Linked DNA regions of Mus musculus: regions 1 and 2 are each linked to region 3. A link is a loop called in an ENCODE intact Hi-C map of the cell type or tissue named here. Cell type or tissue: left cerebral cortex. All regions are shown on one strand. Links, peaks and the distances in the headings refer to the core of each region. The heading gives the core; the rest is flanking DNA.

Region 1 (7,502 bases), core at 861-5,860, 68 kb after region 3:
AAAAAAAAAAAACACCAAAACTCTGTCTGACTGTTGTCTTTGTTCTCAGTACTTTTTCAGGATACATGATCACATGGTGTTCCAAGCATCCTTCTTTCAAAAGTTCACAAGTTCAAACATAAATTCAAATCATAAAATTGAATTAAAAGTAACAACAAAGATGTTTCCATTAAGACTAGTTATCTATGTATTCATTATCTGTCACTAGCTCCACAGGTTCATTAAAAGTTAAAAGCTATACTTCTGATGTCTAAGTTAACAAGGTATGTCAAGAAGCACACCATCTGCCTACTGTCTCATTAGCATTGATAATGAGAAGTTTTGTATAGATAAACCCAGTCAATATTTTATCTTCTGCCCTTGCACACAGAATAAACTGTTCATTCCCTTTTACGGCCTTTAGCTATCAGATAAAGGTTTTACAGCCTAAAGGAATGTATTCCGTAATCATAAATCTGTTTCGTGCCTGCCTTCTGTCTTAGTGTAAATAGCCTGTGACACACAAAGGCTGACAGAATCCTAACTCTGGTTTTTCAAGTTACAGAGAGCCTAAAATTACTTGTATAAAATCTAGGAATTCTTTAGAAACGTTATTAGGAATTAAGAAGTCATCTATTTGTCTACATAGATGAACAGAAGAGTACATCTTTGTTGATCTGAAGAAAATCTTCCCAGTAGGGTGGGCTAATGCCCAGGGATTATTATATTAATTTAATAATGACAGGAAAAGCATTCAGCTGCAAGAATCAACCCTGAGATGAAGTCTCTCCAGCCTTGCTTCCTAGAGCTCTTCCATCCTAATCCATGCAAACTGGTGGAACATTTCAGGAAAACCATCTGCTAGCCTTTAGCCTATCCTAGATGGCTCCTCACAACAACTCAAGGCTATTGATGGGGGGATGGGAGACTTAACAAAGCTAGAGGCAGAACCTAGCCTAGATGGTTTCTTTTCAACCATCTCCAGAAACAGTGAACAGCCTACATTTGCAAGTAGATAATTAATTGCATTGAGAAGCTAAGAGGGAAATAAGTTATTCCAAAGTTAACTCATTAAGAATTTTACCTGTATTGCTATAGGTTAAATAAAAAATTAAACAAAAATACCGGTGTCTTCTTAAACCCTTAGAGCAATGTTTGTATTATCTAAATTTAATACAGAGATGACGTCATTATTACAACGGAATTTTTCAGGTACCAAGTGCCCACCCTGGTAACTGTGCCCAAGCATCAGAAAGAAGACGCTGCTATTGCTGTGGTCCTGGCTCTTTCCTTCAAGAAGTCTGTTTTCATACCTGAAAAAATGAGGAGCATTGAGTTGTGACTTCTTGGTTCTTTTCAAAGTCTGACAACACATCCTGAACAACTGGAGTGTTGACTCGTTTCATGTTTGCTTTGTTCATATACTTCAAAGGGTTTCTGAGTCAGGGAAATCCATGGCATTAAATATGGTAACCAAGAAAGACCAAATGTTCTTATTCATGACTGAGTCAGAGCAAGTGCCTTGGCACCTTCCGAGGGCTCTGTTGCCTTTGCAATGCCTTGGTGTGCTTTCATCTCAACGTTTGTAGCTGTTTTGCTGGCATCTTCATTCCACCCTTACCTTTGTCTTCTTAGGTTCCCAGGCCTGCAGAGGGACTAGAACACAGCATGGTGCAATATGCCCACAGCATTACAGAGACCGGGCAGAGGCAAATGCCATGAGTAGAAATTTCAAATAGGACTGTTAGTTCCTGCAACTGTCATTTCACAACCAATGCCACAGGCAGTGAGAAATTCAGGTGCTCTGTTCTCTGCAGGTGAGACAGTGACTCCCACTCAACTGTAGTGGGATGAAGGACTTCAAAGATGCTGTTTTCAAAGATGCCGCAGGACACAGTGTTTCAGAGTGCTCACTGTTGTTAACCAGGTGGACTCCCAGCCACCAATCTGTTCAGACTTAACATAAGAATCCTTTCTACAGAATCAAGAATATGGCTCAGTTAGTCAAGTACTCGCTATGTAGACATGACGGTGTGACTTCATCCCCAGCACCCATGCAAAAATTGACCAGTTTATAATCCCAGTGCTTAGAAGGAAGACAGGAAGATCCCGGGCTGGGCTTGACAGAGCCTAGCACAGCCAGGAGTCCCAGGTCCTACAAGAGATCCTGCATCAAAACCAAATCAAACCAAACAAGAACGAACAACAAACCCAAAACAAAAAAAGCACAAGACGGGAGCTGGTTGAGATGGCTCATCAGAGAAAGGGACTCTGCCAAGTTAAGAGCACATGATGTTCTTGCATTGGGCCAGGCACACACATGGTGGTTCATAGTCCTCTGTGACCCCAGTCCCAAGGGACCCATCATTCTCTTGTAGCCTTCAAAGGGCACTGTATGCACAGGATGTGAATGCATAAAACAAGCAGAACATTCACATACATTTAATAAAAATTAGATCTTAAATGGCATTTTAGTTCTATTTTCTACTTATTGCTTATATCGAGGAATGTAGATTTTATATATTGAGTCTATGTTCTGTAAGTTTGCTATTTGTTAATTATTCCTAGTGTCTTTTCTGTAGTTTTTAAAGGTATAATTATTTCTTCTGAAGAGGGAGGGTTTTACACTTTCTTTTCTAATTACCATATTTTATAACGCGGTATAATGCGGTGGGAGGGAGTACCTTGGCGGGCCCATGCCAAGGTGTCCCCCTGAGGAATCATGCCATGCAATAGGCCTGGTATAAACATGATGTATTATGGGGGAGGGGGAAGGGGCTTGGGAAGGGGTGGAGGTAGAGAAAAGGGGGGGGGGAGGGAGAGAAGGACAGGAAGAGAGGAGAGGAAGAGAGGCCAGACAGGAACACGTGGGAATACAGAGAGAAAGAGAGAGAGAGAAGATGGAGAGAGAGCTGGGGTAGCGAGCAGTGTCTCTTTATACCCCTGGCTCCAGCGCCTGGCTGGTGACCACGCAAGCTGTTGCTAGGAAGCTGTTGGGCGGAGCTTAGCGGAATTGTCTATAAGCTAACACCATGCACACCAAAGGATAATACTACCAACCTGACAGAGTATAGAATACTTAGGAGAGGAGCCTCTGAGCCTGTCTGTGAGGGAGCTTACAAACCAGTTTAAAAGAAGCTGGGAGAACCACCCTAAATGCTGACAGCACATTTTCACCGGATGCGTTCCCACACTGAAGAGAAAAGGAATCAGAGCTGAGTATCAGTGTTTCTCTCTCTCTCTCTCTCTCTCTCTCTCTCTCTCTCTCTCTCTCTCTCTCTCTCTCTCTCTCTCTCTCTCTCTCTCCCTCCTTCCCAATGGCCACACATATGAACAGCTGGACCACACTTCCACCATCATGTCTTCCCACCATATGGAATGGATCCTCATATGGCAAGCCAAAACAAACACTTCAAATGGCAATGGCCTTTTCCAGATATTTTGCCAGAGCACTGAGAAAAATAAGGAGACAACGTGCATTATTTCCCTTTTGAGTCTGCTGCTCTAGCATGTACCGAGTCTCGGATACCAATGGCAGGGGACATCTTCACTTCTCCCAAGTTCAACAGTACAGCACTTTGTCATTTGCTCTAAAGTTTAGTAAAAAACGGCAGGCTTTTCAGATTCCTTGTAACAAATTAAGGCACCCCCCCCCACACACACACCCCAGCGTTGTGAGGCAGTAAAGCATTGCCTCAGTGGGTCCAGACCCTCGTTCCTTCTCACTTACAGGGCAATTCTCTGAGGACTGTACAGCTGACATGTGGGATTTGTATACATAAATTATTCTCACTTCTAGCTGGGAACAGGAATTATCTCATTTGTTCTCTCTCTGCCTGGGTAGGATTTTTCTCCTGTCAGCCTACTCAAGGTTCAGCTAAGCACTGGAAAGAGATTTGGTCTGCAGACCTTGGATCACCCTCCCCAGGCAGTGGATCTCTACCCCCATAAATTCTACACACTCAGACTGTAAATGTTGATATAGTTCCTGACGTTAGCAGGACTTCCGGGCTCTACTGGGGTTTCTTCTCCCCGAGGACTGATCATCCTAGGGTATTTTATTTTTCTTCTTAATGAACCACAACACGAGGCTTCATGTTGTCTAACTTGTGGAACTGTTACATATTGGACCCAGGTCACTAGCTCATGAAATCTACCTGTTGCTCCAACATGGTCAGAAATCAGTTTGTTTCAATTTTAAGATACAATGAGAGTAACACCCTAAAGACTTCACATTTTATGCATATTTGCTACTCTGTGAGCACATGAACGCTTCTCCTTGGGCATGATCTATCTGAAGTTCATAGATGGACCGGTTTACTCTTTGATCTATGAAAATGAACAGAAGCTTTGAAAATAGATGAAGAATTTATGCTTTGTATCTACCATAGCATGCTATGTAGGGTAACTGCCAAATATGAAAAGGGGTGGCCATTGCTGTGTATATTTGCATTAACATGATGAGGGGCCATCTGCCTGGGGTAGGTCTTAATTGTCAGTCACCATTTATATTGCTTTAAGGACAGCTCAAGCCTGGCTAGACAGGAGAGCACTCCAGCCAGACCGTGAGACTTTTTGAATGGAAATAATCCAACAGCCACTCTTTGTATAAGACATGAGAACTGTAGGAGGGGCTTGTCTTCTGCTTTTATTCATTTACTTTTAACCCATGAATCACATTCCTTGAAAATATCAATAGAAAAATATCAAATAAGACAAGTCTGCTTGACTAAGTTGGTTAATTATTCCTTTATGGATAGAGAAATGAAACAATCTTTTAATTGTTGCTTTGATGCAGGTTTTTCAGGTTTCTTTTTATTATTATAAATTAAGTTATGTGCATGTGGGAGGGCACATGTATGTGTGTCCATCACCCGTGGAAGCAGAGGGGTTGGATATTCCTGAAGCTGGGGTTTTAGGAGTTTGTGAGCTGCCTGATGTGGGCTAACCAGATTCTCCTCAAGAGTGGTTGGTACGCCCTTAACTGCTGAGCCATCTCCTCAGCTAGATGGGGTTTGGTGCATTCCAGGAACCTTAGAGTCTCTTGCCTTATTTCCAGAGTGCTGAGACTGCAGAGTATTCTGGCATAGAAGGTTTATCTGGGGCTGGGAATAGAACCCAAGGTATTGCACACCAGGCAAGTGCTCTACTGACTGAGCTACATCCTCAGTTTCAAAACTGCGTCTTCTTAGGATTATCAGTAAAGAGAACTTTATAACACGCCTAGAAGAAAGTCGGATTACATAGTATGTTACCCTGAGCAAGAAGGACAAAGCATAAGGTAGGAAGCATGGAGGGAAAGGGAAGATAGCAAGGATGGCGTGACTTCCATACAGCAAAGGTGACACTAAGAGATGCTGCTGGAGTTTTGACTGTTGTGGTGTGAACTGTGTCCTCCATCCAAATATATCAACATTCTAATTCTAGGACATGACAGTGAACTTACTGGGAAGTAGGATCTTTGGAGACATAAGGGTATTAAAGGGGACCACCCTTTCTGTCCCTGAACTCACTGAAGAGGAGAAGTAGCTACTGGGTCTCTCATTGTTCATTTGCACAATACCAGCCTAAATCCATGTCCTCAGCATTACAGTCCCTGGTGTCTGCATTATGCACATTTTACAGTAGTCACCTGAAAAGTTATTTTTCCTCTGGTAAAATGAGCCAATTCAAGCCATATTAAAGTGTATATAAACACAGGTTTGTTGGGAAACTGTTCTTGGGTGGTCAAGTTCATTGGCCCCAAGGAAGGAAGCCAGGGAAGTGGCCATTAGAATGGAGAGAGGGGAGGGGGAAGAGAAAGAGAGAAAGTGTGTCCACAGAGAAAAGAAGAGGGGGGAGAAGAAAAAGAGGACGGAGAGGAAGAAGAAGGGGGAGAAGAAAAAGAGGAAAGAGAGGAGGAGGAGGAAGAGGAGGAAGAGGGGGAAGAGGAGGAGGAGGAAGAGGAGGAGGAGGAAGAGGAGGAGGAGGAGGGAAACCAAACTGTCTGGGTTATATAGAAAAGAGTCTCTAGAAGAAGGTCAACCCATCTCTTCTGGGCTGGAAAGTTCTGAATGCCAGGTCTGCTTTCCCTCAGCCTCTTGTCTCAGTATCTGAAACCAAACATCACCTCTGTTGTTTTTCTCCTTTGAAGCAATTGCCTGACACTTATTAGATACTTAGTATTTACTGGACTAGACCAGCCTGAGTCTATTTCTGACCTGATGGTGTCCTTATAGGAACAGAGCAGGCACAGGAAGAGGAGCTGAAGTAAGGCTGGTGGCTGCCCAACGCACAGTAACCACCTGGCCAAGGCTGAGAGAGACCTCCTAGAACCTTCCGAGGTCCCGCTGACTCACTGGCTGTGGACTTCTGACCTCTTAACTTTGTCAAAGTTATTCATGCCATATCATATAATAATATAAGCCACCAAGCTTGTGGGTATCTGTATGTGTGTGTGTGGGGGGGGGGAATAGGGGCGGAGGTGTTACTGTAGCACTTGGAAAATAATATAGTCACCTAAACTCAAACTTGACTGAGCTGCTTATTAGTTACTATCTTGAGGAATTATTTTAGCTTCTTTTTAAAGTAGAGTTTGAGAGAGAGAGAGAGAGAGAGAGAGAGAGAGAGAGAGAGAGAGAGAGAGAGAATTGAAAGATCTACTTCTTGCCTTATGGAAGAGAGATAGCACACCAGAGAGAAAATCACATGAACCATAAAACAAGGTATATTGTTGATTATCGCGAGAGGAGCCTAATAGTTATCAGCTAATCAAATGCCTCAAAGGGAAAAACAATACTGGTGACTATTGCTTTAAAGTCCACCTAACACTGTGAGACCCCGAGAGTCACAATGCTGAAGGCACACTCTAGACCAGTGGTTTTCAACCTTCCCAACAACCCTTTGGCACAGTTCCTCATGTTGTGCTGACCCCAAGCATAAAATTATTTTTGTTTCTACTTCATGACTAATTTGCTACTGTTATGAATTGCAATGTAAATATTTTTGGAGATAGAGACTGACCAAAGGGGTCGTGACCCACAGGTTGGGGGCCGCTGCTGTAGCCAGAGTACATATGCTCTTAATTACTTTGACAGCAAGCTCAGAGATAGGAAACAGCCTCGCCCATGTACCCCTCTATTCACCCCTCCATCTATTTACTCTTTATGTGTCTGTGGGGCAGCGCCCGCAGAGCCTGAAAGATTGTGAGTCAACTTACACAGGTTCTGGGAACCAAACTCAGGTCCTCTGGAACAGCAGCAAATGTGTTTCAGCCACAGAGTCACCTCTCCAGCTCACCATTCGTCTATCTATTCCTCAATGCATTTGTCAAGTAGCTGATGTCAACGGCTTCCAGATTGGAAACTAACCAAACAGAATCACTTATCAGTAAGTAGGTTTTGGGCTTTGTTTTTGTTTTTGTTTGCACTCTTTGTTTTTACTTTGTTTTTGTCTTCTTGTTATGCTTTTCTCAGAGAATCAAACCTCAGTCCTGTATTAATTCTCTATAGATCTGAGGTTGTTCATGCCAAAACTTTCCACTG
Region 2 (7,502 bases), core at 861-5,860, 540 kb after region 3:
CATCTCCATTTGGTTCTGTGAAAACCTGCACACTCTCTTCTTTTCAGTCGTGTCTTCTGGGACATCCTCTTTGGCCTTTGGAAATGAGGAGGAGTGACAGAGCCTGGGCAATACTGACCTTCTTACAGTCTTATTACCCCGTCTTTACAGGAGTGTTCCTGACATGACATCCTTGTCCAGGAAGGTCCCCGAAGTTCAGCCTTTCCTGAACCACCATTATGTCTGAAATACACTGCTGGGTTGATTTCAATCCTAATCTGTGTTGGCTTCCGGGGTAAGGCAGGAAACCAAGAGAGCATGTGGAAAGAATCCTTCAGAGTCTCCTTGGGGAGGGAGCTCAGCTGATGACATGCTTATAATCCCTGGGACAGAATCTTTTTGTCCGAGGACCTGCCCAGTCCCTGGACATGACTTTTCCTTGACAGATATGGACAAAGATCTACTCACCGCAGACATGGCGCCATTGACAGACCAAGGAAATAATCCCATCCAAGCCTAACTTGTAGCAATGTGTTTACCGGGGTTTCCTATGGGAGAATGGACGATTGGTTCCTCGTGGCTCTTCCACAAAAACATGGGCAACACTGCAACTGCATCACAAAACAAGACCATCACAGAAGAGGGACAGGCTCCTGAGAGCTGCGTCCAATGACCTCCCTGAAACCCCAGAGGCTGGAGAATCTCCTCCTTGCCAGCAGCTATTCAATGCTTTGCATCCCCTCCTAGGGTCGGGTCAGGTCAGCTTGCAGTCTAGTAACTTCCTTGTGTTTCACGAGCCGCCCCCTTCCTCCACTGGGGAATGTTTCAATCTAGAGGAAACAGCTATCTAACTGCAGCCCCAAGAGGCTTTCTTCCCCCTAGAGTCAGAGACTCATTGAATATTTTAAATATTTCAAGAACAGCGTGTATGTATTCAGCTGTACATAAAAAATGCATGGATTTCCTCAGGAAAACACAGCCTCACTGAGAAAACGACAGAAACAGAGTCCTTACGCATTGCAGCAGAAAGCCACCCAGTGAGTAGACATGAGGACGGCTGAACATAGGCAGAGAAAGACATAAATTCTGAGGAAACTATATCTGCCACGGTCAAGACTAACACCAGTCTAACAATGGCAGCCTGGGCTGACTGCTCCATCCAGATGCACACTCTAATTCCCGGAACACGAGATGGTGTCATCTTCTCAGCTATAGCAACTTTGTGGGTGTGTTTGAGAAAGGGAGGTTCTTATACTGTAAGTCTTACAAGACAGGAACAAGAGGGCTAGAGGGTGGCTCAGTGGTTAGGAGCTCACACTGTTCTTCAGAGAACCGAGCTCTACTCCCATTACCCATGTCAGACAGCTCACAGCCACCTGTAACTCCAGTTCCAGGGGATCCAGAGGCCTCTTCTGGCTTCTGCAGACCTGCATTCATGTGCAAATACATGTGGAAACACATATATAATTAAAAATAAATATTTTAAAGGCAGAAGAATCCACCAGGGAGACGGGGAGACAGAAGGGGAGCCAGGAGACCTTTGGAACCTGAGATTCACCTACTTGGTTTTATTACTGGCTTTGAAGGTGGAAGAAGGCGCCACCAGCCAAGGAATACAAGATGCCCCGGAAGCTTAGAATAGCCCTCAACTGACAGGCAACAAGAAAACAACCTTTCTGCCTCAAAACAGCAAAAACTGAGTTTTCCAACACTCCAAATGATCCTGCAAACCAGATTGCTTTCCAGCCTTGAGAAAGGAACATAGCCCTAAGGACATCTCGGTCACAAGCCCATAAGAGACAAAAGTCTCCTGTGAGACTTTGGACCCATAAGACTGTGACATGCCAGACTTGCATCATTGAGTTTAGCATAATTTACTATAGCAGAATAGAAAACTATCTACATAGGCACAGTTCCCGTAGTCTGTGGAGGGAGCCTTAGTCAAAACACTGATCATTTTAGCTCTTGTTCCACACTTAACCTCAGCAGACAGCCTGTTGAGGCCACCATGAAACACAGCTGCCATTGGCCATCCATCCCGGGAAGCCTGAAAATGGAGGCCAGAATCCACTCTTGTATGTTTCCCCCATGTATGTCTTCATGCAACAAACCACAAAGCTCTACTGTCTTGGACAGGTACCAAAAAACTAGGGAAGGACCTGACCTAAGCCAACCAAAGAGCGACCCAGCAGCCACAGTCTACAGCAGTGGACAAAGCAACTGAATCCTCTATTGGACACCAAGAATCAACAGATGATGGATGGCTGTTGGAAGAAAGGGCACAGAGTAAAAGGATTTTAAACAGCAAAGGCAATTCAGAAGCTAACAGAAAGATAGAGACCAGCCCACCAGGAAACCTTGATGTTTTTAAAAGGAGGACAGAAGAAGAGGAACATGGGGCAGTTGTCTGATAAGAGCACTTCCCAAAGGCAGGACATTATGATACAGAAAGGGAATAAAGGCTCCCTAGCCCTGAGGGAGCATGAGAGAAACAGACAGAGTGAACCCTGCTGACCATGAGCAAACGTCTAGGCTCCAGGAAGCCAGCTGAGACATTCCCCGTTGTCTACTCATTCTTCACGTCCTTCTATCAAGCTTTTCCCTCCCTGGTTGATGTGATGTCTCTTTTCTATGGAACTGAAAGAGCCTCAGTAGCACAGGTTCACCAGACTCTGCAGACAGTGGCTGACCTGCTGTGCCGAGGTAAAATGCGTTTAGAATCCTTTGTCCCTGAGAAGGGTGGGACCCCTCTGGAGTTCACTGCTTCTTGTCTGTTAGGTTGTTTATTGAGAAGTCACCAATGAATCTCCAGAAAGTACTCTGTTAACCAGTCACATCCAGTATCACTTACACAGAAAAGGTTAGATTCGACAAAGAGGAAAGAGAAACTTCCTTAACCCAAGCAACGTATCTGTCATCAACTAACATGAGTGTTATAACTACAGTCTGGAACCAATCACGTCAAGGTGTGAGTCCTTTCTCCCTTCCTGAACGGTAACTATCGGTAACTATCGGGACTCAGTGGGTAAGAGCACTGGCTGCTCTTGCAGAGGACTCAGGTTCTGTTCCCAGCGCCCACATCCCTCACAACTGTCTCTAACTCCAGTTCCAGGAGATTGGACATATTCTGGTCTCCTCTGACACTGCGTGTGTGTGTTTCATAGACGCACACGCAGGTAAAACACCACACACACTCACACTCTTTTAGATAAACTATCAATTTTGGGTAAAAGATTTTAAAGTTTAATAATATATTTAATTATATCCATAGTATGTATGTGTTGGTTCACCACTTTGGGGGACTTATGACAATTTTTCTGACAAAGAGGCTCAGAGTCTTTGTAACAGAATTAAAGACCATCTTGCTCCCCTTCTACCATAGCATTTTATCTCCCTCAGTGACAGCTCACGAAAGAACCTGCTGTGTGGGATTTACTAGCGAGAATAACCTTCTACTAACAGTAAACAACAGATCTACCGCTCAGAAATATCAGCCTCAGAGGAAACAGACAGACAGGCTCAAGAAGACATGATCTGATCTTGGTTTCCCTGTTTCCCTTTTAGGGTGGCAATAAGCCATCTTGAACAGTCGAGTCCCAGCCACTTGATTACACGTGACAATCAACCTCCACAAGAACAATTGAGCAAGGCAGGCAGTGACTGGGAGACTTCACACAGGGAGCTAGAGTAGAGGGACCGGACCCCTTAGCCAGCTCTGTGGGGCTGGTCCTGCAGTTGAAATGCCTTCTTCAAGCCCACCTTGTTTCTGAGTGTCTCTCTGAGCAGGGTTCCAGCTCCTACTGTGACCTGCCTGATTGAGTAGCTAAGCACTTTAGGAAGGCAGGCTTGCTTTAGGACCTGGTGCCACCTGTTGGTCAATCCATGACCAACATTTCTGTGTCAATCCCACCAACTTGTCCCAAGTCAGTCTGTGCAAGAAGCCCTTTGAAAAACAGAAGCCATCTCAAGAGCATTCCCTTCAGCCTCATTTCCCTGCGCCTGCCTGTTGGTGCCAATAAAAATGGCTGAATTGTCAGATCAGTCTCTGGACTTATTTAGTAGTGGGGAGAAAGTTGCTTAAATTCAAATTTACCAGAAAATAAGACAATTTCTTTCCACATGCCCAGTGTGCCGCAATGATCACATGACTCCGGGGTAACCATGCCAGTTTTCCTGCCTGTACACAAATATGACTTCTTCGCACTTGTGTTGCTGTGTGAAAAAGCATCGGAAAGTTCTGGAATGACAGCTCAGAGAATTAAGACAGCAGGCCAGTTCAAACGTCCTCCTTTTCACTGGTGAGGTGGTTTTAAATAAAATATTTCTGGCATTTGTCTTCCATATCTTAAAGTGGTTATCACCTTACCAAGCCCCAGAGAGCTACCTGAGGTAACATGTGGCTACCTGAGGTGACATGTGCAGCGTAGAGATGGACATTTGAGCCACCACAGTTATGGACACTTATGAGAAGTATTGAATCACAAAATTGATTTTACAGGACATCTTTCCATGCCTGGGAGCTCTGTGTGAGCGTAGTTAGAAAGGCACACGTGGCACAGGAGTGCACACTGGGATCCTCGTTGCTCATACAGCCCTGGAAGTTTATTAAATCAGGCTTCGTGCCTCGTTAAACAAGCTTACATAGCAAATGACTGGGCACTTGCTAAGGGTCTCTCCCATTCAGCCTTGCATCGGGCTGTCTCCTGCTACTCTGCCCTCTCCATTTTAAATATAGATGGAGACTAAGAGAGGTGTGTTCTTTCCTAGAGGCTCATCCACTTTTCATCTGTGTGTGGCATCCACACAACTTCGCTGGCTCTTTGGAGTTTTATTTATGACTCTGTTAAAAACACCGAGCGCCATATATAATTTAACGATGAGGACAAAAGTGTGTGCATGCAGCAGGATGCCCCTCACAAGATCATAGATCTGAGCAGGGGTTGAAGAGCCAAGAATTCTCTTCTTAAGAGACTGAGAACCAGATGTTGTAAAAACAAAAGAAATTTTAACTTGTGATTTTTTTTTCCATTCTATTACCAAAAGAACCAAAGATGACTGCGTTAACCCCTGTACTAAGGGACAGGACTGATATTGTTCCATACTAATGTGGCATTACTGTGTGGTTGGAAGTTATGGATAGCCCCATCAAGAGAATAGATTGGCACAGGTTATCCACAAAATACGTTTAGCGATATTCTGGCAACGTCCTCTGATGTAAGAGCCTGCATTAGGGATGTTCATGTTCATGGCCACACAGTCTGAGGCATTTTTCCTCTTAGCCCCAAATGTACTTGTATAGCCCTCACAGATAGCCCCTCTATCTTCAAATGTACCCGAGACTCTGACGACTGTCACAGCTCTTGTCAGCTTGACACAAACCTACTAACGTCTGGGAAGAAGGACTCTCAGATGACAAACTGATTCCATCAGAATGGTTTCTATACCATTTTCTTGATGGCTGATAAACACAGGAAGGCCAGCCCCTGTGGACAGTGCCATCACTAGGCAGGTGGTCTGACCAAGCCAGGGAACAAGCCAGAAAGCTTAGTTCTCCATGATCAGCTTCAGTTCCTGCCTCAAGTTCCTGCCTTGACTTCCCTCAGGGATGGACTGTGACCTATAGACAATAAAACTCTCTCCTCCCACAACTTTCTTCTGGTCCTGTGGGGCGGTGAGCTAGTCGAGCACAGGCCTGGAATCCTGGTGACCCTAAGGGACCGAAGGTGTTCAGCCATGCCTCCTGGACCCCTCCTGGACCCCTGACTCCTGTCGCAGCTACAGCCTCCCACCACCATCACCTCCACCCCACCCCCCAGAGAGGTGTGTGGCCATCAGTCATGTTCATGTAGGCAATGCTCCAAGCTCCTGGTATTCTGTCTGGATTCCACCCCCACAGTTACCTGGCAACAGCCAGGTATGAGCCGCCCCACGGTTACCTAGCAACAGTTAGGTGGGCCCAGCCCACTATAAAAGGAGCTGTTTGCCCCCTCCTCTCTCTCTTACCTCTTATTCTCTTGCTCTTACTCTTGCTCCCTTGCTCCCCCTCTCTCCACCTTCTCTCCCCCCTCCCCTCCCTGTGTGGCCATGGCCGCCCTCTGCTTCTCTACTCTTCTCCCTCTCTCTGCCTTTCTACAATAAACGCCTTAAAAACCATGGATTGTCTCTTCTCATTGGGACCGCTGTGTTGGAGCAATGGAGCAGGTCTTCCCCGAACAAGCCACGCGTCTAACCTCCCACCAGGAGGACTCCTTGCACAATAGCCACGGCTTCCGCCAACCCAAGACGTTGCAGACCAAGCCAAAGGCTCTCATCCCTGCAGTAACCAGCTGGAGCTCTCTCCCCCTGCCCTTTTCCCCTCAGTCCCCGGGGCCAGAGTCCGCCCGCCATCCCCACTCTGTTTCTCGCCTCTTCTGAGACATCCAGGGGCACCTGAAATGTCCAAGACTGAAAACCTGACGTCCTTGGCCTCCTTGCGGCCCAGGGACCCCCAGAACCGGCACGGCACTTCCTCAGTGCTCAGCGGTGTCTGTGGTGCCTGAGAATCTGATCCCGATTCCGGCAGTTCCGAGGGGACCCCAGACCGCTCCTTCGCCACCCCCGGAGCGGGGGTCCTGCGTCTTCTCACAGCCCAACGCCTGTCCAGTGGTTCCATAGGGGTGTGCACAATCCAAACTTCCGGGAGTCTCGCCTCGCCCAGCGGCCCTAGCGTACATGGGACCCCATTTTTACCCCACATGGTCCGTGTTTTACCACAACAATAAAACACTCTGGGAAAAGAGCTTTTGGAATAGCTTAGTTCTGTACTTTACACCTTGTTATTAACACCATAAATTTTTTTAATTAAAAGCCATATTCTATGATAATGAGCAACACAGCAATTTAGTAGCAAACACACAATAGCAGTATAAAAACATAAAGGTATGTGTAGTAGGTAATGTTAAGGAGAAGAATATACATATTTTTCTATAAAGTTGAAGGCTTTATAGAATTTCTGAGGCTAGCAGAAATTATGTGTATGTAATATAGATGAAGATGCCGTGATCATCAGCGATATCCAATTCTATGCCCCATAGACTCTGTGACCACCACCACCCACCCTCCCCCTCTAGAGTAGCTGAGCTCTTGGGCTGCTGTGAAGTCCTGCAGACCACTGCACTAAACAACAGCAGTGTTTTGTGTCTTGGGTGTGGAGGCTAGAAGGAAAACACAAGGTGTTGGCAGGGCTGGTTCCTCCTCAGGAATTCATTTGAGGTCCCTAACCAGGCTCCGATGCCTCAGACTCTCCTTGCCCCCCACCCCCCACCCCCACAACCCACAACCCCCACCCCCCACATCCCTGTGCCTTCATAGCATCTCCCCTTTGTTTCTGAGTCCTAAGAGCTCGGGTCCTGTGGGTTTAGGCATGCCCTAATGACATTTTGACTTGGTTGCTTCTATGAAGATGGTGTTTCCAGATAAGGATATTCACAGGCCATGGGGATGGAAATATGGACATCTGGAATTAAAAGATGCCAGTTCAACTC
Region 3 (7,502 bases), core at 1,466-6,465:
CTATGGGGCAAGGTAGACAGGACCAAAAGGAATCCTAAGCCCAACTGATGTTCATTCCTGCTACTTTCTTCATTTGCATCATCCTTCGCCCTCCCCAGGTTTTCTAAGTAGAGCACTGTCACAGTGAAGAGGAGACTTTCTGAGACTGTTTCTCTAGTGAATCAGTTGCAAGGAACCTCCAGTCCTGGGTAAACCCCTCCCCAACATCTTCCTTACATCATTTGATGTACTCCTAGTACTTTTCTACAGTCTCTGGTTCTGTTCTCAGCCTCACGTGTCACAGAATCAGCCTTCTCCCTTCTTCCAGGGCGTGTCATTACCTTGCCTCTCATCATTGACACATCTAGAAGCTGTTACCCCAGAGTGTGAAATTCTATTGGATTCCATAGAAAACTCTTCTTGAGGGCTAGGAATGTGGCTCAACTGAGAACATTCCTACACCCCAGTGGCTCAACTGGGGTGTGCTTTCCTGGCGTGCACAGGCCTGGACTCCAAATCCAGCACCACATAGCCTAAGCGTGGTGGCACACATCTGTAATCCTGGTGGCACACATCTGTAATCCCAGCTCTTGGAGGGCGGGGGTGGAGGTGGGAAGATCAGGAACCTGCCCTGCAGTTGGCATTGCCTCAAAACAAAACAATCCAAAACAACCCCCCCCCAACTCCCTTCTATTAATCTGATAACAACATTCAAGTCACCTGATCACCCCATGAACACTTTTTGTACATGGTCTATTAATAATCAACACTGGAACCTTAACTAATAGGCTGGGGGATGTTTTATGATACACAGACCTTTTGAACATCTCCTATTCCTCTTCGAACACTAGCAAAGTTCACCAGCTTAATAGATTCTGCAGTGCAGAATGCATGAATGTGAGTATTGAAGGTAATTAGCTTGTTCTAGCCCTTGTCAGTCACAGGATGACTTATTTCACATTGAGTGTTCCTCCAAGACCCTTTCCTAACACCCGGAGGAAAAGCCACGGCAGTGATATCACAGGTGACTGGCTTTGCCTCTAAACATAACTTGACATTGTAAGTGGTGTTTTGTTTTTGTGTTTAAACATGCATGTGCTTTTTTATCTGTACCGGGCCCTGTTCTCAGTATCGACTCACTTAAAATTCAAAGCAGTGTTCTGAGAATAACACTAAGGCATTGCTGATCTCCCAGAAGGGAGCAGGTCACTGGGCAGTGGGTGGCCCAGCTGGGCCGCAAGCTCAATGCTGCTCACCTCTTCGTGCTCCGGACACCATGCTGCTAGGAGCAGGATGAATATACATTCCATTTGCATGTTTACATTCTTTTTAAAAATTTTTCCCTAAATCCCTTTTCATTTGTAAACAGTGTTTCAAAAGGGAAAAAAGAAAAAAGTCCCTCCGGACAATTTAAACAGAGAGGGAATGCATTGAGGAGATGTTGACCCATGACTCGGAAGTTCAAGATGAGGAAGTCAGGTGGGCAGTGTGCTCTGAATCTGTGGGAGTGGTTACTGCGTCTGTGTTACTGGACACAGCATGATAAAGCTTTCATTGCAGTGACAACTACATCACTGTTTCCATGGAAACCAGATGTTGATGCTGGTGTTATTGGTCTTGCTGCTTCTGATCTGAGTCTGAACTTATGCATCTGATTGGCTACCCAAGGTCACATGACTATCATACGCTACATTCCATTCTCATAGGAGATTGGAGAACACATATTTTGCTTCTCAGGGTTACAGAAGGAAACATAAGAGAACTGAACAACATGGGGCAGACTTATTTAATATGTGTATATCTGAGTTAGATACTAAACGTTATGCTGCTTGTACTGGCTGGTCGTCTTAGTCCTTCCTTTCTTCGTTTAAATTAGCAACATTATTGTCTTCTTAATTTCCTTATTTAGGAATAATATAGTTTCGTGTGATGGAAATTTCTCAAGACACGGGAGATGGTTCTACATTTAACATGAACAAAAGGGCTCATGTTTACAGTACTCCCTTCCCACAGTCTCCATATTGTCAAGCACAGATGCTGTGTCTAAATAAAGGGCTGATGCTGTGATGGTTTATATATGCTCGCCCCAGGGAGTGGCACTGTTAGAAGCTGTGGCCCTGTTGGAATAGGTGTATCACTGTGGGCTTTAAGACCCTCATCCTAGCTGCCTGGAAGTCAGTATTCTGCTAGCTGCCTTCAGATGAAGATGTATGTAGAACTCTCAGCTCTTCCTACACCATGCCTGCCTGGATGCTGCCATGTTCCTGCCTTGATGATAATGGACTGAACCTCTGAACCTGTAAACCAGCCCCAATTAAATGTTGTCCTTATAAGAGTTGCCTTGGTCATAGTGTCTTTTCACAGCAGTAAAATCCTAACTAAGATGGATGGTATCTAAAATGTACTCAGTTTATTAACCATTTCCCACGCAGTGCTTGGCTAAGGTCCTCAGCTGTATGGAGGATTTGAGGCACAATATAAATACCTTATTTATTGCAGTGGTATGTTGGGAGCCCTGCTTTTGCTTCTAATATTGACTCCAATTTTTATTTCTAGGACAATAAAAGGTGGAGATCTCATCCCTAATCCTAAGGACGTTTTGTTCTTGTTACTCGTTTCATCTGTATAGGAACACACTATTTATGAGACACAATGCTAGCAAGCCAAGAAATTTGTTATTAAAGCCCAGGTCCTGCTTTACTTTCTATTGATGTGATATAAAGAATGACCAAAAGCAGCTTGGGGGACAAAGGGTTTCTTTCAGTGGACAGTGAAGTCCATCACAAAGTGACGCCAGGACAGGAACCTGGAGGCAGGAACTGAAGCAGAGGCAATGGAGGCACACCGATTACTGGCTTGTTCCTCATGCCTTGCTCAGTCTCCTTTCTTACACAACCCAGAAACACCTACCTACTCAGATGGCACCACCCACAGTGTGCTGGGATCTCACACATCTACCATTCATCAAGAGAATACCCAAAGACCTGCCCACAGGCCAGTCTGATAGAGGCAAAATCGGAACTGTGGTTCCCTCCTCCCTGCTGACTCTAGCTCATGTTGAGCTGACACATACCGCCACAGCCCACTCTACTCAGCTGCTCCGTGGGCCACACTTGTCACGCCACTCTCTAAGAATACTTAAGGAAATCTTTTTGGCATCTTCTAGCTGCTTAGAACAGAATTTACTTCATATGGTGCTTCAGGTTTAAAGCATGAATGATGAGTTTACCCAAGTCAGGGAGAAAAAAAGCAAGTGACAAACTTTCATCTGGCTTATGAGAATCCCTTACTCTTCCAGTGTATATGTCATACATATGCCATTTTAAACAGTTAAGAATAACAATGTAAAGAAATGATTTAAAAAAAAAATACCACATGCAGTGTCTACAGAGGCCAGAAGAGGTCATTGGAGCCCATGAAACTGGAGTTACAGGTGGTTGTGAGTCACCCCGCTGGTGCTGACAACTGAACCCAGGTCATCTGCAAGAGCAGCCAGTGCTCATAGCCACTGAACCATCTTTCCAGCCACATTTAAAAAATATTTTAAGTAAAGTATCACCACAATCATTTAGTGTTTCTGTGCTGAATTGGCATGATAGAGAACTTTATCAGCATTGATTCAGTCCACAATCTTTGTTGGAAGAAATAACCACTTGATAAACAGTTCAAGGGCAAGTCTATAGAAAAGGGGCCCTTAAAAACTGGCTTTTCAAAGTATAGTGTTTTTATTATTAGAGAATTTCATACATGCATAAGCTATATTTTGAAACTATCACACATGGCTTCTATAATGCTGGATTGTGTTCTAGGCAAGCAGCTTACCAATTTAGCTACACTCCCAGGCCTCATAGTTAAAAAAAAAAAAAGAAATTCTAAATCTTGGTATGATTATACATACCCATAACCTTAACACTTGGAATGTAGAGACAAGGGATACAAAGTCAAGGATACCATTGACTGTATATTTAAGGCTAGCCTGATCTACAAGAGACCCTGTCTCAAAACAAAAAATCCAAAGCACCCATGACCTAGACAATTTGTGGGTTTTAACCATTTAAGGGCTCCATACTATCAATGCCTTTCCATAAAATAGATAAATAGCTTAAATTTTCATATGCTACATTTTATAAAATTATTATTGCTCCTTCCCCCTTTCATTATTTCTTGGGATAGTTTTGCTATATAGCCCAGGCTGATCTCTAACTTGTACTCTGCCTGCCTCTACCTACCAAATGCTAGGATTCTGGGCACGGTCCTCCATACAAATAGCACATAACACTTTCTAGGACTGATGACATAGCTTGGTGGTAGAAATGTGCAGAGTTTGCTAAAGACCCTGGGTTCCACCTGATTCGCTGAAGGTGTTTTAAAATTATGAAGTAAATTCACTCTTAGAGGACATTTAAATGACATTAAAATAGACTTTTTACACCCCGGGGTGATTTTTCAACTATTCTATTACTGATAGACGATTATGATTGCCTCCATATTTCTGTGAATACAAACGATTACCATAGCAGACATTTTTTGTGTGCATAGCTTAGAATACGTAAAGAGCTTGAGAGGTGTGTGTTAATGTTCTAATACAGTTGGAGCATGCCTTGAATATTTTATGCTCATTCATTCGTCTCTTGGATGTTTTGGTTCTGTTCTAAATCTTGCTAGTGTCTGTGTTTCTGTCTATAGTAGCAAGGCATAAATATTTCCCCCCCCCTCTGTCTTTCATCACAGAACAGGAGATGAGATTTAGAATCACGGTGTGCGTATTTGTAGCATTTACTACCCAGAGATGGACACGTGCATGCAAAACACTTCCTTCTCCTCCAACCTGGGGGAGAAAACACCATAAATGACAGGAAAGCGCCTCAGAGGTGCTTTTAGAGGAACAGGATACAGTCCCGGGTAAGAGGAAGTCGATCGTCCTCCCTGAGCTGAGAAGGACTCCCTCATATGTCCTTCCCCTGCCTCCAGTCCCGCCTTTGCCTTTTGTTCCTCACACACTCGTTCCTCATACACCGGTAAACTACAGCTTCCTGTGCTCCAGGTCTTGGCACAAGACCATGATTCAGATGCCGCCTTGACCGGCTTATGGACTGGTCTTCATAAAAGGTTCCTTCTGGTTATCTTCATTCTCTGTTCCTCTCACCATTGGCTGGAGCTCAAGGCTGGAGCTCACTCAACTCCTCGTCAGCTCCTTGCCACGCTCAGCCTGGCTATTCCTCCTGATTTTTTTTTTTTATACCGTTGTTTCACTTTTCAAAGGGAAAAAAATACACCTTTTTTTTTTTCAAGTGAAAATCCTTACTACTCCAGCCCCCACTGCCACTCTCAGATTATCTCAATCTGACCAATGTGAGATTGTTCTGTCTAATCCTAGTAACATGTGTGAGGTAGAAAAAAACCACTCATCTCATTTTCTGTAAGAAGAAGTTAAGGTACAGAGACAGTAAGTGACTTGTCTCCAATTACACAGGATATGAGTTCGAATCTGGAACCTAGTTTAGATAATCTGCCTAAATAGTCTTGTCTGATTTGTAGGCGATGCTACGGCTCATCCACCCGGCTCTGTCTTCTCTCTCGGCTATACTTGTCTAGCTAGATCTCTTTCAGTTAAAAGTAACAGAAGAAAATCAAATCAAACTGCATAAGGACAGAGAAAAGAAATTAAATGATTCATGAACCCTAAGACTTGCCCAGGACAGGGTAGGTGCCAGTTATAGCTTAATTTGGGAGCTCAAATGGGCCTAGGACAGGGCAGGTGTCAATCACAGCTTAATTTGGGATTTAGGCAGTTCCATGAGAAACCTGACTTACTCAAAAAGCCACCTGTCACACACAGACTTTATTCTCAGACTGTGTGTGCACGATGGCCCAAAGATTGGAGTGGTTCAAGTTCAGTTGCAAGAAGAGGGTTTGTTTTCAGAAAGCTCTCATTAAAGTTTTCTTAGTCACCGTTTTGGTATCAGCTTTGGGCAGAATGACAGAAAGATGAGTTCCCGAAGGAAGTTTAGCGTTGTTAGAAGAAGGCCAGTGGTGGCTCCTGTCAACAGTTGTCCCTGTGTTTCAACTCTAACTCCGGCTTCCTGGTTACACAGCCATACTTCCCTCAACAGTGTGAGACTCTGACAGAACCCTTGGTTTTTCTTGGATCCTCCACATTTGTGCTAGTTTAACTGTTGTCATGGGCGACTCGGCTGAATAGTTCTACGCCAACCTGACACAAAAGTCTTCTGAGACGAGAGTGCCTCAAAGGAGAAAAATGCATCCACACGATCATGTAGCAGGCAGGGCATTTTCTTAATAGTGATTGATGGGAGAGGGCCCAGTCCTTGTGGGTGGTGTCATCCCTAGGCTCGTTGTCCTGGGTTCTATAAGCAAGCGGGTTGAGCAAACCATGAGGGTTTGAGCAAGCCAGTAAGCAGCATCCTTCCATGGCCTCTGCATCAGCTCCTGCCTCTAGGTTCTTGCTCTGCTTGAGTTCCTGCCCTCTCTGCTTTTAATGATGAACTGTCCTATGACACTGTGAAGAAAATACGCTCTCTCCTTCCCAAGTTGCTTTGGTCATGGTGTTTCATCACAGCAACAGTCACCCTAATAAACACAGTGACCATCTAATAACATGGTTTTATACCCTTTGACCTCTTGGATATAAATGGCCCTTTATCTACCTTCACCAAAGTGTTAAGGATGTGAACATGCATGTTTCCTACCAAACCAGTGCCTTTTCGAGATAGATTGGATATGAGCCTCCCTTTATAGTGCCTACTGTAGCGCAGCTTCAAAATAAATGCATGCCTGCTGGATAATGTGCTAACTCCATACACCTTTCAGCACAACTTGTCACCCTGTGGTTGCAGCGGAGAAAACTGTCGAGTGGAAACTGGCAATGCAAATTAGTTTTGTCAATCTGAGAGGACTTAACTGAAAGCCTCTGCATCACCTTATTAGCGAGATTCCAGCCAATGGAGGGAGGAGAAGACAGGTTGAAGAAATGGTAGCCAAAAAAACTGAACTTGAAGGGGAGGCTTATTCGGGGTGACAGAGAGTAGGAGAGAAGCTGGGCTGTTAGAAATGTCACAGCATAATGTCCAGAGAACACGCCAGATTAGACGGTGATGAGGTTCACGCAGCAGTGGTCTGGAAATGAAGAAACACATTCCAGTGGAAGGTGAAGGTCACGAGAGTGAAGGTCATGATTCCAGTCGTCAAAAGGAACTGCTTCTGAACCCGGATAGACTTGAGTTGTTGCTTAGCTCCCTTAGCAAAATGCTTTGCAAAGAGCAAAATGAAAGAAAAAAAAATCAATTTCTCACTTAAAAACATTTTTAAGTGGGGGTAATGTTTACTGGCGAGGTTCTTTGAAGCCTGACACTGGGCTCAAAGTCCAATAAAAAAATTAGTTATCATTATTACCATAGAGTACATTGATGCGCGACAAGACTAGCGTCCTCAAGGCACTGTGAGGTCTCCTTAAAAGATGATGGAAGAAGCCGGGGTATCAAGAAAAACTGACATAGAAACAG

Evidence for each region. Peaks named below come from ENCODE experiments on the same cell type or tissue, not always from the same donor. Only the 100,000 strongest peaks of a DNase experiment are listed, where the experiment ranks them.
Region 1: a loop joins it to region 3, with 5 times the contacts of the local background. A loop is called at or near these places in 2 of 42 quality-filtered maps.
Region 2: it touches region 3 in a loop (3-fold over the local background); 16 of 42 quality-filtered maps call a loop at or near these places.

What each region holds. Positions count from the first base shown.
Region 1 is chr1:189,105,041-189,112,542 of GRCm38, forward strand. No RefSeq gene overlaps it. Among named protein-coding and RNA genes, the nearest start is that of Gm36561, 74 kb to the left of the region's middle. In left cerebral cortex, for the core only: no CTCF peak of the experiment used is centred there; DNase peaks (open chromatin) are centred at 3,014 and 3,833.
Region 2 is chr1:189,575,728-189,583,229 of GRCm38, forward strand. No RefSeq gene overlaps it. Among named protein-coding and RNA genes, the nearest start is that of Gm30088, 40 kb to the right of the region's middle. In left cerebral cortex, for the core only: a CTCF peak has its summit at 3,852 (motif pointing left); DNase peaks (open chromatin) are centred at 961 and 3,854.
Region 3 is chr1:189,036,533-189,044,034 of GRCm38, forward strand. It overlaps Gm36561 (a long non-coding RNA gene), which reads left to right. Exons shown (of 3, transcript XR_373831.3): 3 at 1,889-2,312. Among named protein-coding and RNA genes, the nearest start is that of Gm36561, 5.5 kb to the left of the region's middle. In left cerebral cortex, for the core only: a CTCF peak has its summit at 3,390 (motif pointing right); a DNase peak (open chromatin) is centred at 3,000; H3K27ac peaks cover 677 bases.